2 separate regions of the Homo sapiens genome follow, and region 1 is linked to region 2. A link is an interaction called in ENCODE POLR2A ChIA-PET data of the cell type or tissue named here. Cell type or tissue: PC-9. All regions are shown on one strand. Each heading gives the region's core, and the rest is flanking DNA. Links, peaks and the distances in the headings are about the cores only.

Region 1 (3,891 bases), core at 1-2,500, 440 kb before region 2:
TTGAAGGATCAATTTATCCATTGATTTACTGATACAAAAACTTAACTGTGTGTCAGGTAGTATGCCAGGCACTGGCTTACTAAGATGAATGTATGCTAAAGTTCCTGCCTTCAGAGAGTTCTCACAAAGGCTTCAACTCTTACCCAAAAGCCTTGACACTTCAACCAAACTAAGTTATAAATCCAGATAGGGACCTGCCCTCAACTGAGCTGAAGGCCGTCTCACAATCCCCCATAACTGCTCTCCCTCCCAAAGCACCTATTTCCGAAGCCTTCAAAGACTGTTAAAAAAGAACACGGCTAGCCTGGCCAACACGGTGAAACCCCGTCTCTACTAACTATTAGCCAGCTGTGGTGGTGCATGCCTGCAATCCTAGCTACTTGGGAGGATGAAGCAGAAGAATTGCTTGAACCCAGGAAGCAGAGGTTGCAGTGAGCCAAGATCATGCCACTGTACTACAGCCTGGGTGACACAGTGAGACTCTGTCTCAAAAAAAAGGCCAGGAGCAGTGGCTCATACCTGTAAATCCCAGAACTTTGGGAGGCCGAGGCGGGCGGATCACGAGGTCAGGAGATCGAGACCATCCTGGCTAAGACGGTGAAACCCTGTCTCTACTAAAAGTACAAAAAAATTAGCCAGGCATGGTGGTGGGCGCCTGCAGTCCCAACTACTCAGGAGGCTGAAGCAGGAGAATGGCATGAACCCGGGAGGCGGAGCTTGCCGTGAGCCGAGATGGCGCCATTGCACTCCAGCCTGGGCGACAGAGCGAGACTCTAAAAAAACAAAAAGCACTGGACCTGGAATCGGATGATGTGACTTTGTAACCTGCAACTCCCGTGTGGTTGGGCAAACAACTCTGACGCCTCCTGCACAAGATAAAGTGAGGATTAAATGACACAGACACAAGAGTGGTATGTCAAATGTAAAGCTCTGGTCAACTTAAGATATTATCATTATTGCTGATCTCAGCTACCTCTTCAAACTCTGAGTTATTTTGACATTTTCCTCTTTTGAAATTTAGACTCATTGAGCTAGAAAAAGAACTTTGAGACTGTCTTCAACACCTTCATGTTTACAGATGATGAACATGTGAACCAAAGAATGATTAGCCTAAGGCCGAGGTCACAGACTGGCAGCCCATAGGCCACATTTCACCTAGAGTGTTCTGTTTACCCACCAGATGTTGACCCATTCAGTGTATTAAATTTCAATTGAAAAAATCAGGACACTGCATAAAAATATGGATTTCCAACTTCTCCTGATTGAAAGATCAGACAACACTGAACCCATGTTCTTGCATGGCATCGCTGGATGAAGCTGAGAAGAGGCCACCCCCTTAGATCGTGTTTGCCAAGTCCTCACTGTACCCTATTATCCCTTCACGATGGCCCAGGATCAGCTGCCATGATCATCTCATTCCTGGCCCCTCCATTCATTTTCCTTACCTGCCTCACTTACTGAGTTAGTGACCTTTGGCCTACAGTCACACATCTTAGTGGAATTTTCTTTAATGCCTACAGGAAATGAGATCCAGGCCTCATTAATTCCTTTTTGAGAAAAGTCTCACAATAGCCAACACGATTACAATCCAAAATCCCAGCGGGTCCTTTCAGAGACATTGACAAGATAATTCTAAAATTTATGGATGTGCAAATGACCTAGAATAGTCAGAGCAATTTTTTTTTTTTTTTGAGACAGGGTCTCTGTTGCCCAGGCTGGAGTGCAGTGTCACAATCACAGCTCACTGCAACCTCCACCTCCCAAATACAGGCACGCGCCACCACGCCCAGCTAATTTTCGTTTTTTTTTTTTAGAGACGGATTTCACCATGTTACCTAGGCTGGTCTAGAATTCCTGGGCTCAAGCTATCTACCCGCCTCAGCCTCCCAAAGTGCTGGGATTACAGGCATGAGCCATGGCACCTGGCCAGAGCAATTTTCAAAAAGAGCTAAGTTAGAGGACTTAAATTACCAGGTTTTAAGCCTTATTATAAAGCTATAATATACAGACAGTGTGCTATTGTCAAAAAGACAGATATACAAATCACTGGAACAGAAAAGAGTCTAAAAATAAACCAACACTTATATGGCCAACTGATTGCAACAAAATTGCCACAGCAATTCAATGGGCAAAGAAAAGTCTTTTCAACAAATGATACTGATACCTTACAGCAGGGAGTAAAAGCAGCTGAAGATCCTTATGAGGGAAATTAAAGTAGCTAAGTATACAGACATTCACTGTGATAGCTAGATTCAAACCCTGGCTCTACCACTTACCAGCTCTGCAACCATGCCTCTCTAAGCCTCAGTTTACTCATCCACAAAAATGAGGAAAATTCCAGATATACACACCATAGGCTCATTTTGAGGACTATGTGAGATAACAACATGTGAAAGGGATTACAGTGCCTCGCAAAAGGAAAGTCCTCAATATTTAGCCCAAACCTAATATTTCCATCTTCTCTCTCTCCTCCATCCTGAGAGCTCGCTAATCTATGACATATCTATGTCTTATCATTGGTTTATTTTCACATGAAAATAATGAGTCTGCGCAAATATTCAAGTCCAATCAACACTCCAGGGTGATATGCTGAGTTAGTCCTCTGGTTCCTCAACACAAGTTGCTCTTCACAGCCAAACTTCTGGAATAAGTTTCCAACCCTATCTCCATTCCCCACCCCCGTCCACTCCTCAACGTCTCACAATTAGCCTTTCACCCAGCACCCTGAGAATACAGCATCTCTCACCGAGGTTACTGATGACCTCCTCTGATGACCTCCACATGACTAGACCAAAGGACACATCTTTTGTGTCAGACCAAGTCAGCAGCACTAGGCTCAGCTGGTCGGCATTCCCTCCTCTTCATAAGAGTACTCCTGGCTTTCTCCTGCCCCTCTGGTTGCTCTTCAAGCCTTCTTGGCCAGCTCCTCCACCTCCCTTTCAAATGGTGTAGTTCCTTAGTTCCTTTGGCTTCTCCTAGGCCCTCCTCATGGTTCACTTTCTTTTTTTTTTTTTTTTTTTGAGACGGAGTTTCGCTCTTGTTGCCCAGGTTGGAGTGCAATGGCACAATCTCGGCTCACTGCAACCTCCGCCTCCCAGGTTCAAGCGATTCTCTTGCCTCAGTCTCCTGAGTAGCTGGGATTACAGGCACTCGCCACCATGCCTGGCTAATTTTTTGTATTTTTAGTAGAGACGGGGTTTCTCCATGTTGGTCAGGCTGGTCTCAAACTCCTGACCTTAGGTGATCCGCCTGCCTTGGTCTCCCAAAGTGCTGGGATTACAGGCGTGAGCCACCGCGCCTGGCCTCACAGTTCACCTTCTGACAAGGGTAACAAACTCAAATGCCTACAGCTGCCAAGCAGGGAATCTAAGTGAAGCAGTCTGGGATCACTGCAAAGAATACCTTAGAGGGTGGTAGGGACTGTGGCAAACTGAAGACCACATCCATGGCCTTTCTAATGGGGCAGCCACCATTCAGCTCCAGGCAACTGGTGCCGTCCAGAAATGTCGGGTGAGTGTCGTTGGATTATCTCATTTTTCAAAAGAAACCAAAGTCCAGATTTTACTATAAAATCCCAATATTCATTGTTAGCCCTAATTAAAACCAACCAACCAACCAACTAACCACATTTTGGGCCAAAACCAAAAACATGTTAGAGGGCAAAATACAGAACTTAAGCCACCAGTTTACAATATCTGTTCCATCAATTCTTCCTAGGCAGCCAAATCTACTTCTGTGGCTACATAACAAAAATTCCCCCATTTTTCTCAGTAGCTCAGCCTTCCTTCTCGAGCTGCAAAACCATCTAAACAGCTGCCTGCTGGACCATCTCTACTTATGTGCCTCACAGGCACCTCAAACTCAGCATTTCCGCACAAACCTGCTCCTGCC
Region 2 (8,020 bases), core at 3,776-6,275:
CACACAAACAGGAACACAAAGCGCCTTTTAAGGGTCCTGAATTTGGATACAGAAAAAGCAGTCAGTTGCAGGCCCTTCTAGAAGTCCCCATGTGGGTTGGTTATGAATGGGGAAATTGCTTGGTGTTGGAGTTGGACATCAGACTCTACAGTTGCGACTCTGCCAGCTTGTTACCTGGCAACGCAGCTGGAGACAGAATACTTGGCATTCCCCTTGATGACAAGGAAAGAATATTTTGGGGCTAAAAGAGCCCCGTGTCTTTGCTGCCTGGTAATTCCTGCACGCATCTTTTCCTATTTTGCAACGCCATAGGCTTCCAGCGACTGCTGGTGATGTTTCTGGTAAGTTAGAGCTTGGGGCAGTGCGGACCAGTTCTGTGAACGGCTCAGTGGCAGAATTACTTATCTAGCCTTCCTTCACTCCTAACCCAGAAACTTCTTAATTCTTGCCCCTTAAGTGTGCAGATCTTTCTGCCACGTCAGATAAGGCCCTAGCTGCCCTGCCAGAGCTGATTGGGGTGGTTGTGTTTAGGCCTAGTAGGTACTGAGGAAAAGCCTCTTTGGAATGGCTGAGGCCTGCTCCCACATCTTCTGTGTGAAGTTGAGGGCCCTTGGGCTGGTTCCATTCAGGGTATGAGGTGCTGGAAACTGCTCTCAGATTACTGGAAGCCAGGGTCTGTGGCCTTCCCTGGGGTTTATACTCTGTAAACCCATGTTAAAAATACCAGCAGATTGCAAATATTAGTACACTGTAGGTTGTAAGCTTCTTCAGGGCATGGGGCCTATTGCTGGAGAGAGATGCCACCCGTGTACATCTGGTGCAGGCTGCTGGTAAGAACTCACTGGCCCCTGTGTGGCAATGCATACCAGATGGGTGAGAGGGGAGGAAACACATTCAGTGAAACAGAAGGTGAGGGCAGGGCAGCCCTGACCACAGATGGAGTTGACTTCAACTTGACCTTTATTTATGTCTTTGACAAAAGTAGTATACTCCTACTTTGTGCCAGACACCATGCCGGGTGCTGGGGATAGAGCTGGGAATAAAACCAGCAGAGACTCTTTCAAAACCCTTAGGAGCTCAAATTCTGATGTGGGAGGGGGCAGACAGTAAGCAAGATAGATGTTGACTAGTATGATATATGGGTACAAGAGCTAAGGAAGGCCAGGCACTGTGGCTTACACCTGTAATCCCAGAATTTTGGGGGGCTGAGGTGGGAGGATTGCTTGAGGCTGGGAGCTCCAGACCAGCCTGGGCAATATAGTGAGACCCCATCTCTACAAAAATAAAAAATAAAATTAGCCAGGCACGATGGTGCATGTCTGTGGTCTTAGCTACTCAGGAGGATCATTTGAGCCCAGGAGGTCAAGGCTGCAGTGAGGTACAATTGTGCCACTGCACTCTAGCCTGGGTGACAAAGCAAGACCCTGCCTCCCCCTTCTCCCCCCAAAAAGAGAAGAGCTAAGGAGAAACAGGCAAGAAAGGTGTGTGCACAAAAGTTTGTATAGGGCAGCCAGAAAAGTCCTCACTGAAGGAATCGCTGAGGAGGGGAGGAAGCAGGCCATTTTCGGTATTGGGGGAAGAGGGACTCGCAGGTGCCAAGGGCATGATGGAAGAGCAGAGAGGATGGTGCGAAGGCTGGCTCAGCAGGCACCAGGTGGAGTGACAGGATGAGGTTCGGCAGTGGGGTCTGTAGAGGGCTCACAGGCCATTTTTGAGAGCTTTCGCTTTTACTTTGCAGGGTTTTGAGAGGAGTATCGTTACCTGATTTCCATCTTATCGGGAGCATTCTAGCTTCAGGGACCTGGCAAGAGAGGATGATGGCTTGGACCTGGGTGGTGGCGCTGGGGATGGTGAAGAAGTGGTTGGATTCTGGATATATTTTGAAGGAGGAGCCAGTAGTGGGGAAAGGTTCCAATTCAGGCGATTTTACATAAAAATCTAGATACGCAGCAGGCACTCACTTATGGCAAGGGTGGGCTTGTCTGAGGGTGGCTTCTGGTTTTGGTGGTTTGGATGTGAGAGAAGGGAAGGAATGAAGGATGACACCAAGGAGTCTACTAGAGTTTGTTCCAAAATGGCTGTTCTGGCCGCGTGCGGTGGCTCCCAGGACTTTGGGAGGCCGAAGCAGGCGGATCAGTTGGGGCCAGGAGTTCGAGACCTGCCTGGCCACCATGGTGAAACCCGGTCTCTACTAAAAATACAAAAATTAGCTGGGTGTGGTGGCAGGCGCCTGTAGTCCCAGCTACTCAGGGGCTGAGGCAGGAGAATTGCCTGAACCCAGGAGGTGGAGCTTGCAGTGAGCCGAGATCACGCCACTGCCCTCCAGTGTAGGCGACAGAGTGAGACTCTGTCTCAATACATACATACATACATACATACATACATGCATGCATACATACATACATACATACATAAAATATACAAAGTTGCTGTCCTGCCTTCTTGAGCCCCCAGGAATTGGAACCTTTCCCCACTCTCTGATCTTTTGCTGGGACATGCTGACTGAGCAGCCTTTCTGCTGAGAGCATGGGTAGGAATGTGGAGGGAGCAGTTATGCCTGGGGCTGGCTGCCTGCGGCTGGACCTCTAGCCTCCTGCTGGGAGCAGCAAGAAGCCAGGGATGTGTTTTGAAATCCTTACTTGGTATTGGGTGCTAGGAGCCCCAGACAGGGAGGAGAGTCAGCCTAACGTGCCTCTGGTGACTGGTGTAATTCCATCCTGCACTCTCGCCAAGAGGACAGTGTTTGTGCAATGCATCAGCTGAAGATTCGTGGTGGCTGTCACTTCGGAGGTTTTCAGGGAGGCCTAGCTGCTGCTCTGTGTATTTCAGGTAGCTTGTCACCACTTATCTCTCAGAGAAGGGCAGACCATGGCTGTATCTCCACCATACAGGCTGAACAGCAGACAGGGGTCTCAAACTCCAGTGCCCTGGGCCACACTGGAGGGCACTTGGCTGTCATGGAGTGAAGGGAGAGGCCGCCTTCAGCCCAGCCCATCCTTGCCATGAGTGAGTGCCTGCTGCATTTCTAGATTTTTATATAAAATCTCCTGATTTTTTTTGACTGGTTTAAATTTTTATTATTTTGGTAAAAAACGTATAAAACTTACCATCTTAGTCATTGTTCAGTGTACAGTATTGTTAAGTACATTCGCACTGTTGTGCAGACATTACCACCATCCATCACCAGAACTTTGTCACCTTGCAAAACCGAAACTCTCTACCCATGAAACAATACCTCCCCACTTCCCGTCCCCAGTCCCTGGCAGCCACCTTTTTACTTTCTGTTTCTATGAATTTGACTATTCTAGGTACCTCATGTAAGTAGAAGCATATAGTATTTGTCTTTTGTGACTGGTTTATTTCACTTAGTTAGCATAATGCCCCCCAGGTTCATCCACTTTGTAGCAGGTGTCAGAATTTCCCTTCTTTTCAAGGCTGAATCATATTCCATTGTATGTAGATAACAGTAGTCCCCCTTATCCTTGGAGGATGCATTTCAAGATCCCCAGTGGATACCTGAAACTGCAAAGCCTGTAGATACTATGTTTTTTTCCTATACATACAGATCTATGATAAAGTTTAATTTATGAATTAGGAACAGTAAGAGATTAGCAATAATAACTAGTAATAAAATAGAACAATTATAACAATATACTGTAATGAAAGTTACATGAATGTGATCTCTTAAAATATCTTACTGTACTGTACTCACCTATTTTCAGACTATGGTTGACTGTGGGTAACTGACACCACAGGTAACTGACGTCATGGAAATAAAACCTTTGATAAGGGGGGACTGTATCACATTGTCTTTATCCATTCATCTGTGATGGACACGTGGGTTGCTTCTATCTTTTGCTGTTGTGAACATTGCTGCTATGAATGTGGGCATACATATATCTCTTTCAGACCCCGCTTTCGATATTTTTGGATGTATATACAGAAGCAGAATTGCTGGATCATATAGTAATTCTTGTCCTTTTCTTTTCTTTTTTTTTTTCGAGACGGAGTCTTGCTCTCTTTCGCCCATGCTGGAGTGCAGTGGCGCGATCTCAGCTCACTGCAAGCTCCGCCTCCCGGGTTCATGCCATTCTCCTGCCTCAGCCTCCCCAGTAGCTGGGACTACAGGCGCCTGCCACCACGCCTGGCTAATTTTTTGTATTTTTAGTAGAGTCAGGGTTTCACTGTGTTAGCCAGGATGGTCTCGATCTTCTGACCTCGTGATCCACCCGCCTCAGCCTTCCACAGTGCTGGGATTACAGGTGCGAGCCACCGTGCCCGGCAGTAATTCTTTTCCTTTTAGCTAAGGAACACCCATACTGTTTTCCACAGCAGCTGCACCATTTCACATTCCCACCAACAGGGCACAAGAGTTCCAATTTCTCCACATCCTTGCTAGCACTTTATTTTCTGTTTTGTTTTTCTTTTCCTGATAGTAGCTCTCTTAGTGGTTGTGAGGGGATAGTGGGGTGATATCTCATTATGGTTTTGATTTGCATTTCCCTGATGATTAGTGATGTTGAGCATCTTTTCATGTGCTTGTTGGCCATTTGTATATCATCTTTGGACTTGAAATGTCTATTTAAGTCTTTTGTCCATTATATTTATTTATTTATTTTGAGATGGAGTCTTCCTGTTACCCAGGCTGGAGTGCAGTGGCATGATCTCTGCTCACTGCAACCTCCACCTCCTGGGTTCAAGCAATTCTCCTGCCTCAGCCTCCCAAATAGCTGGGACTACAGGTGTGTGTCACCACACCAGGCTAATTTTTTTTCTATTTTTAGTAGACACAGAGTTTCACCATTGTGGCCAGGCTGGTCTCGAACTCCTGACCTCAAGTGATCTGCCCTCTTCAGCCTTCCAAAGTGCTGGGATTACAGGCATGAGCCACGGTGCCCAGCCAGTCTTCTGTCCATTTTAACGTTGAGTTATTTGTTTTATTGTTGAGATTTACTGATTTTTAAAACTTGGTCACCAATTAAGATTTTTTTAAAAAACCAGTACCTGGAACAAGCAGAACAAGTCTCTGCTGGCCTTGGCTCATGTTGCTGTTCTCAGTTCCCCTGGGATGTTTGCTTCCAGGGAGGCCTGGGCACTCCTGACTTTGGTGACAGCCCTGCTTGCTCTCTCTCTGTTACCTGTAGGTTTCCCCTTCCACATTCACTGCCTCCGGGCAGGCACTGTTGTGTTTTAGGCATTTCAGTATCCCAGTGGGGTACTGGATAAGTGCTTAGTTAGCACCTGCCGGTGAGTAAATAATCAGGTCCTGTGGTCTCTGAGGGTTTGACACATCAGGTCTTTGATCTTGACCTTGAACTCTCCTAGCCATGCCTGCCTGAAGCCCAACCGTGGAGCCCAGGCTGAGGCTGAAACCTGAAGAACTGGCCCCAAGTGAGTCTCTCCTTAGGGCTCCTGATTATGATAGTTCATTTTTTTTTTTTTTTAACAAATTTGATTAGCTGTCCTCAAATTAACTCATAGGAGATGCTCCCCAGAACTAAACTAGCTCTGCAACAGCTCAACAGACTTTCCGCAGGTTCTGCAGCTCTTTCCACTCAAGCTTCAGAAAAAAGTGAAGGAATATTGTAGATTGGGTTCAAAATCCCCATCGCGTCTTGGGAAAGGCAGTAGAGCCAGCAGCCAGCCACCTTTTGTTCTCTAGGGAATGGAATAGTCCAAGGCTGTGTTTGTGTTCTGCTTCTCTACATCTGACCCACGGGTCTTCCAGAGGCTGCATTTGGGTCAGGGACCTGGGCTCTATCTTGCCTCTGATGCAGACCACACTCTCTGAGTCTCATTATTCCCCCTAAATGATCTCTAAGATTATTTTTAGATTAAAAAAAAAAAACAAACTCTTTGCATATCTTTGGAAAGTCAGTTGTTTGAGGTCTGTTAGGCTTTAATCACTTTTGTTTTAAATGTGCCGAGGTGGTTTCTAGGCCTGCTTTTCACAGGTATTCTGTCCCTTGTCAGTTCTTCCCACCCAGTTTTTTTTGTTTGTTTGTTTGTTTTTTTGAGATGGAGTCTCGTTCTGTTGCCCAGGCTGGAGTGCAGTGCCGTGATCTTGGCTTACTGCAACCTCCACCTCCCGGGTTCAAGCGATTCTCCTGCCTCAGCCTCCTCGGTAGCTGGGATTATAGGCACGTGCCACCATGCCTAATTTTTCTATTTTTAGTAGAGATGGGGTTTCACCATGTTGGCCAGGCTGGTCTTGAACTCCTTACCTTGAGTGATCCACCTGCCTCAGCCTCCCAAAGTGCTAGGATTACAGGCATGAGCCATTACACCCAGCCCCAACCCAGTGTTTTCAAATAATCATTCTCTTCCCTTCACCTGATTTGCTGTGTCTAATCTAGAGTGGAGCTGAAGACACATCACCACCTCTCTAAGGACTGTGTGTAACACAAGAGTAATTGGGCTGTAAGTGAGGCTGAGGAGTGCTGCTTTGAGGAAAGGGCACAGCTCTCAGCTGAGCTGGTGAGATTTCCCTGTGACTGAAGTTTTATTAGATCTTGTTCCCTGCTCTGCATTTGCTGCTTCTTCCCAGGCTGTGGGCAGAGGAGCAGGCTGGTGCCCCGGTGCCCCTATCTGCTGCAGGCTGAGGTTCAACAAGCCTTGTCCAAGGCAGCTGTACTGATTCATTGTTAGGTGGCCAGTTCCTGAGTTTTCTTTGAAATTCACTTCCCAGACTGTTGGGTATTCCTGCGAGTCAGACTCTCCTTCAGTAGCGTCCCCTGCCCCCTACCCTCCACTGGTCTCCCTGGACCTCTGATCAGCCCCTCATTGAGTCCTTTGATGCTTCTCTGGTAGGACTGACCCACCTGCGTCGGCTGGGATCAAGGGTTCTGAGTTCCATTCGCAGGTGCTGTAAGCCTGTCCTTCCTGTTGAATAGGGTCAGAGTCCTCGTGACTCTGCTGTTTTCAAGCTCTGTAACCTTGGGCAGTAAGCTGTTAACCTCTCTGAGCCTCAGTTTCCCACACTTAAAATGGAGATAATGGCCAGGCGTGGTGGCTCACGCCTGTAATCCCAGCACTTTGGGAGGCCAAAGTGGGTGGATCACCTGAGGCTAGGAGTTCGAGACCAGCCTGGCCAACATGGCAAAACCCCGTCTCTACTAAAAATACAAAAATTAGCCGGGCCTGGTGGCGTGTGCCTGTAATCCCAGCTACTCAGGAAGCTGAGACAGCAGAATCGCTTGAACCCGGGAGGCAGAGGTTGCAGTGAGCCGAGATCACGCCATTGCATTCCAGCCTGGGTGACAGACCAAAGACTCTGTCTCAAAAAATAAATAAATAAATAAATAAATTAATTAATTAAATAAAATGGAGGTAATGATACCTCCTTGGGGTTGTTTTTGGGATTAAATGGAATCACATTGTACAGCATTGGTACACTGTAAGGCACATAGTAGGCACTCAATACCTATCTATACTATTTCCTTTATCACCACAAGTTAGTTGAGGGCTCTTGGGTTGCACGCAACAGACAAAGTTAGTGACTGGTTAACTTGGAGAGGATTTTATTATGAGCTACACAGCGTAGCTCATAGAATTGCAGGGAAAACTATAAAGAACTAAGTCTTGGACAAAAGTAATATCTTGGCATGGGCCTGTAGCCCCAGCTACTAAGGAGGCTGAGGTGCAAGGATTGCTTGAGCCCCGGAGTCTGAGCCTGGCTTGGGCAACAGAGAGAGATAAAGAGACCCTGACTCTAAACAATAAGTAAATACATAAAAGAGGACCCAGGCCCTCCTTAGGAACTGGATGGCAGGAGCCCCTGGACAACCTCTTACTGATTTGGTGCTGGATGAGGCAGCCGCAGCTAGCCAGTGTTCTTTGTGTTGATCTCCTCTGCCTTCATATTCCAGGGGGAGAGGGTCTGACAGGCCAGACTGGCCCCCACCCTCTTGGCCACTGGTGGGCTGGGCATGTTTTTGGGTAGTTCTACCTAGCCAGATTAAAGTGGGGGTGGGGTGGGGAGTCCAGCCAGCCTGGGCAACAGGGCAAGACTCCATCTCTA

Evidence for each region. Peaks named below come from ENCODE experiments on the same cell type or tissue, not always from the same donor. Only the 100,000 strongest peaks of a DNase experiment are listed, where the experiment ranks them.
Region 1: POLR2A ChIA-PET joins it to region 2 with 5 read pairs; 2 of 35 experiments call an interaction of 5 or more read pairs at or near these places.

What each region holds. Positions count from the first base shown.
Region 1 is chr15:90,534,291-90,538,181 of GRCh38, reverse strand. All of the region lies in intron 1 of CRTC3 (CREB regulated transcription coactivator 3), which reads right to left. Among named protein-coding and RNA genes, the nearest start is that of CRTC3, 6.3 kb to the right of the region's middle. In PC-9, for the core only: no CTCF peak of the experiment used is centred there; no DNase peak of the experiment used is centred there.
Region 2 is chr15:90,092,897-90,100,916 of GRCh38, reverse strand. All of the region lies in intron 1 of IDH2 (isocitrate dehydrogenase (NADP(+)) 2), which reads left to right. Among named protein-coding and RNA genes, the nearest start is that of IDH2-DT, 5.2 kb to the left of the region's middle. RefSeq lists enhancers at 1-23, 4,967-5,491. In PC-9, for the core only: no CTCF peak of the experiment used is centred there; a DNase peak (open chromatin) is centred at 5,166; H3K27ac peaks cover 784 bases.